Regions from separate parts of the Homo sapiens genome. Here region 1 is linked to region 2. Evidence: chromatin loops called from intact Hi-C (ENCODE). Cell type or tissue: PC-3. All regions are shown on one strand. Each heading gives the region's core, and the rest is flanking DNA. Links, peaks and the distances in the headings are about the cores only. Region 1 has its middle 57 kb from the start of LINC02357. Region 2 holds the start of LOC105374545 (a long non-coding RNA gene).

Region 1 (2,922 bases), core at 123-2,622, 69 kb after region 2:
TCAACTGTAAACTAGGTGGATTTGGAGATTGATAGGTAACCCCGTCTTACAATAGCATCATCATATCTATAATTTAAGAGTTGTAAGGGACAGTAAGTTCATAAAAACTCATTGGTTTTTCAGATGAGAAAAATGAGGTCCCCCAAAGTAAGTTATTAGTTAAGGTTATTTGGCATGCAGGATGGAGCAAAGATGAGAACCCAGGACTCTTGACTTGCAGCTCAGAGCTCTTTCCACTCAACTTTACTCCAATTTTACTTAATGTTCATGCTTTAGAAAATATCCACTATATGAAATAGATGTACAACACCAATGTGTAGTCACTTTGAAGTACTTTTAGGGTCCACATATTTAAGGACATATTTTTGGATACAGATACTCTTAGGCTCCTTTGAAATGATTCACGGCAGGGTAGGATGGAAAAATCACTGGGCTGGGAAACAGAACACCTATTTGAGGTGCTAAGCTGGCCACTTACTGATTATTAATTTACTTCTCTGAGCCTCCATTTTCTTATCTGTAAAATGGGAATGACATCATTTGCCTTGACTCCCTCATTGAACTAATATGAAGATGAAGTGAGACAATGTAAGTGAAAGAATTTGTATTAATAAATTGTTGAGCATTTTCAGACATTGTATTAGTCTACTTTCATCTGCTGATAAAGACATACCCACGACTGGGTAATTTACAATGAAAAAGAAGTTTAATGGACTCATAGTTCCACGTAGCTGGGGAGGCCTTACAATCATGGCAGAAGGTGAAAGGCACATCTTACATGGCGGCAGACAAGAGAGAAAATGAGAGCCAAGCAAAAGGGAGAACCTCTTATAAAACCATCAGATCTTGTGAAACTTATTCACTACCATAAGAACAATATGGGGGAAACCACCCCCATGATTCTATTATCTCTCACCAGATCCCTTTCACAACATGTAGGAATTGTGGGAGCTACAATTCAAGATGAGATTTGGGTGGGGACACAGCCAAACCATATCAGACATCATCTCATAAGATGCCCGTTTAGTCATCAGAATATAGGCTAATTTGGAATAGTGTATATTGTATATCATACTGTATAGTGATTGAGAAGGAGGGGATTGAGCTCAAATCCATTTACAAAGTGTGGGATTTGGGGCATAGCTACTTCATTTCTTCTGTTCCTCTATTTCTTAATGTGTCAAATAGGGATAATCAGAGGGTCTATCTTGCAGGGTTTTTGTGATGGCTATATAATTTAATTCCTGTAAACTACTGCTTGGCACATAGAAAGTGCTCAATAAATGTTTGCCATTATTATTATCTTGCAAACTTGCTGATGGTGATGTCTTTTTCTTTGTTGTAGGTGTTATTCATTGTCACATTTGTGTGTGCTTTAAAAGTCAGCAAACTTTCAGTGCCCCTGGAGGCCATAGGTAGAACCTCCACACCTCTTCTGGGAATCCTTCCATTTTTAGTATGAAGAAATAGGAACAACAGAGCTGCCTTCCAGAGCCAAGTTGGCAACTAAACCCACCTGCTTCCTGCCTTCCCAAGGCCCAGCTGACATCAGTGGGAGCCTCACCTATATGAGGAGGGACTAGTATTTGCCTTGGCCTGGCTGCTGCTGTTATCTGAAAGGCAGCAGGGGCCCCAGGCCATGCCATCTCTTGCAGGGATCCTGGCAGAGCACACAAGTCAAACAGGATCAGGGTGGGGCATAACTTGGCCCAGAGAACCCACTGACACCAGCTCATGAAAGGTGGGAGCAGGGAGTGCCCCAGATGAATCAATGGGTGGCATGTTTCCCTCTGAGCAGCTGCCAAAAATGCCTCTCAGGCATCTGGTTAAGAGGCAGTGAGTACATGGGGTGGCTGGGAGGCCAACCTCTTTAGGGCCACAATGATTTATCTCATGTCTCTGTGTACATATGTTTCCCTCTACTTGGAGTGTCTTACTCTACTTACCTGCTGGGCAAAACCCTATTCCTAGCTCATCTTTCAAGTCCTAGTTCAAGTCTATGGGGAACCTTCCTGGGATCTAATAGGTAGATTTAGGTGTTTTGTTCCCTATACAAACTGTACTTATATATTTACTCCACCCACTTTATGCTGATATACTCCATCTTACATACTTATATACTCCATCCTCTGTACCACATTACAATTGTTTATTGGTATATGGGCAAGACATGCCATCATGCCTGATGCCTACCAAAAGATTTTCCTCCAGCTCTGCCCACAGACCCTGTCAAACTGGTGAGGCTGGGAGAGAGTGCATTTCTACCACATGATCCTGCTACCCAACCATAGCCAAGGAGAGCCAATCTCCATATGGTTGGTGACCTTTGATGTGGACTAGGTCAGATCAGATTCTCACTGTCAGTGATTTGAATTGGGAAAGACTTTAGCAATGAGCAGCAGCAACGGAAGCTGAAAGGTCATGAAATACAGAAAGATCTGATGTAGCAGATGCTGTGATGTGCTGCCCGGATTCCTCTTCAGGAATGATAGATTTCTTCTCTGTGCCACTGGGAGTGCTGCCAACAGACAGCCCTCAGTTGCCAGCTGTCTTCAGGAAGCATCTCTTTTAAAGAAAGTCACCCCACCCAAGATCATGCACCCTTCCCAGGGAAGCCCATATCCAATGACTGGCTGAAATTCTCAGTGCTATCTCAGCTTCAGAGTGACGTGTGTGGTCGGCTGAATCCTTCATCAAGACTAGGGGCACCACACATCCCTGTGTGACTGGGATAGAGTTGTCCTTTAAGGCGTAATGACCTTTTAAGCTCAGTCCATGAAGTTCATGAAGACTCTCCTGTAATGGCAGCTGGCCTTAAATTCTTAGGCTTTTCCACTGTCCATATGGTTCTCTGTGTTCCTACAATAAACTCAACTTATTTGATGTAACTGGAGTAGACTTCTTACCTTTGCATTCAAAAGC
Region 2 (2,922 bases), core at 265-2,764:
TAACAAAACAATAATTTTACAGGCTGTGGTTATGATCCTGCAAGCTGTGAGACTTAGCAAAAAGTGAGTTTCTTCTTCTGTGAAACAGGAAGAACCATTCATTCAACAAATACTTCTCAAGCATCCCTTATAAGAAGACAAGATGGTATTATGGTTAAAAACTCAAACTCTAGAGGCTGGTGGCCTGGATTTGAATCTTGATTCTGTGGCTCTCTCACTGTTGGGAAATGGGCAAGCCAAACTTTTCTCTGTGCCTTAGTTTTCTCATCTGGAAAATGGAGATAGTAGTTCCTCTGTCATTAGGATTGTTGTGAGAAATAATTGAGTTAATATATTCAAATAGAACAGGGTCTGGCACAAGATAAATGCTACCTGTTATCATTATTATTATTACTATTTGCTTGAGTTAATGTATAAAATATGTAAACAGTATGCAGCATAAAATAAGTGCTACCTATAATTATTATTGCTATTTTGTGCCAGGCACCATTCTAGAAGGTGGAGATACAGCAATGAACCCTTGACTTCCTGGAGCTTACCATTTAGAGGGGAAAATAGACAATAAATAAGGAAATGTATAGTATGGCAGGTAGTAGTTAATATCTGCCTCATAGTATTTTTTGTTTTTTTGTTTTTTTGTTTTTTTGTTTTTTGAGATGGAGTTTCGCTCTTGTTGCCCAAGCTGGAGTGCAATGGCGCGATCTCAGCTCACCGCAACCTCCGCCTCCCAGGTTCAAGCAATTCTCCGGCCTCAGCCTCCCGAGTAGCTGGGATTACAGGCATGTACCACCACGCCCGGCTAATTTTGTATTTTTAGTAGAGACGGGGTTCCTCCATGTTGAGGCTGGTCTCGAACTCCTGACCTCAGGTGATCCACCCCCCTCGGCCTCCCAAAGTGCTGGGATTACAGGTGTGAAGTGAGCCACTGCGCCCGGCCTGCCTCATAGTATTATAATGAAAATTACACAAAGTAATATATGGAAAGTGGCCGATATAGTCAGAACCTGTCTGAAAATGGGCACTTAATAAATAAATGTTAACTCTCCTTTTCTCTCTGCTCCCCCTTCACTCCCCTCCCTTCCCTTCCCCTCCTCTCCTCTCTCCTCTCCTTTACCTATTCTCTCTTTGGAGAGAAACCAGTCAGAAGACAAGCGGCCAGGGGTGCCCATACACATCAGCAGAGGAGGCTGGAGGAACAGTTCAGGCCAGGGCCTCCAAAAGCTGGCTGCAATTTCTGCGGCAGGTAGTTTCTCTCTTGCCGCTTTAGGGGAAATATGAATCATCCGTTGTTGTTTGGTTTCCATTTCCTGGGAGGCTGCAGGCCCAGGAAATCTGTGGTTTGAGCATCAGTGCCGAGATCAAACGAGATGGCTATTAGCAGCAGAGTGTGTTGCTGGGACCACTGACAAAGTTCTCTTGAGCCAAATGACTCACCTTGAGCTGGCTCCTTGGCCCACTTTCTCCTGATTGCATTCAGCTCAAGAAATGACTTGAATTTCCTGACCCAGTGTGACTCTTCCTTAGCTGTACTGGATGGTAGAGCACATCTGGACCGGGATGGGGCAGAGGTCCAGCCTGTGTTATTATCCCCATTTTACACATGATGGAAAGGTGGTCCTGGGTCCCCAATTCTTCCACTATACAACATGCTGTTTCCCCAAGTGCTGAGTAGATCTTATCATAACCAGTCCTAGGACAACCGAGCACTGGTCACCACAACCTTGCCACTGCTGACCTTGGTTGAAGTCCACTTACTTGATCCAGCTATACTCCATTATAATGAACATTATAATTAAACCTTCAGGACAACCTCTGGAGCTTTTGAAAGGAGAATTAACCAGTTATTACAAAAATAAAAGAGAGAGAGTGAGCGAGAGAAAGATTGATACAGATGGCAGATGATAAGAGAAATACATTCAAGTGTTTCTACATCATTCTTCTTTTGGGTCTCAATTCTCTTTTAAACTATTCCTATGATCCAAGGAAATCCGCTTGAACATTAATTTAAAAGTGAAGGAAGAAGAAGCCTCCATGACAGAGGAGCAATCCAAGCCTCTCCAGCATGGCAGATTTGGCCCAGGATAAAGAAGAATGGTGTCATGATCAGGACACAGTCAGGAAGGGCTGGGGGAGCTCCGGAACAAATGCAGCAAAATGCCGACATCTGTTTTATCTCAACAGTGGGTATGTGGCTGTCTGTTATGTGATTTTGTACTTTTATGTATTTTTGAAATATTTCATACTAAATCAAGAAGTGTGGAATTCGAAGTCAGAAAATCTGAGCTCAAATTTCACCTCCTTGGATAGGCTACTCAGTTTCTGACTGTGCAGATCTATCGAATGTAGATAACAGTAAGCAATTCATAGGTTTGTTATGATTCTCAGGCAAGATAAAACATTTGAAGCATTTTGTAAATTTAGAATCACCCCTAAAAGGAATCCCATACCCACGAGCAGTCACACCTGCTCCTCCTTTCCCCTCAGTCCCAGGCAGCCACTAATATACTTTCTTGTCTCTGCAAATTCACCTCTTCTGGACATTTCATATGAATAGAATCATACGATATCGAGCCTTTGACAACTTGCTTCTTCCATTTAGTATAAGGTTTTTCAAGGTTCATTCATGTTGCAGCAGGTATCAATACTTCATTCCTTTTTCTTACTGAATAATATTCTGCTCTGTGGATACAGAACATTTCATTCATCCATACACCAGCTGATGGACATTTGGGCTCCCTCTACTTTGGGGCTATTATGAATGATGCTGCTATGACCACTCACTTACAAGTTTTGTGTAGATGGATGTTTGCATTTATTTTGGGTATGTACCCAGAGGCTGCTAGATGTTTCAACATTTCAATAGAACCAGAGCTAACAGATTTCTCTCTCTCTCTTTTCTCTCTTCTCTCTCTCTCTGTTTCC

What was found. Hi-C counts contacts between places; a loop is a spot of excess contacts. Peaks named below come from ENCODE experiments on the same cell type or tissue, not always from the same donor. Only the 100,000 strongest peaks of a DNase experiment are listed, where the experiment ranks them.
Region 1: it touches region 2 in a loop (2.6-fold over the local background); 2 of 110 quality-filtered maps call a loop at or near these places.

The regions. Positions count from the first base shown.
Region 1 is chr4:26,126,768-26,129,689 of GRCh38, reverse strand. It overlaps a transcript of RBPJ not described here. Among named protein-coding and RNA genes, the nearest start is that of LINC02357, 57 kb to the right of the region's middle. In PC-3, for the core only: a CTCF peak has its summit at 1,373; a DNase peak (open chromatin) is centred at 1,689; H3K27ac peaks cover 2,107 bases.
Region 2 is chr4:26,195,986-26,198,907 of GRCh38, reverse strand. It overlaps LOC105374545 (a long non-coding RNA gene), which reads left to right and starts at 907. Exons shown (of 3, transcript XR_925510.3): 1 at 907-1,243; 2 at 1,984-2,184. It overlaps LOC124900690 (a long non-coding RNA gene), which reads left to right. Exons shown (of 4, transcript XR_007058094.1): 4 at 1-779. It also overlaps a transcript of RBPJ not described here. RefSeq lists an enhancer at 1,163-1,692. In PC-3, for the core only: no CTCF peak of the experiment used is centred there; a DNase peak (open chromatin) is centred at 1,357; H3K27ac peaks cover 813 bases.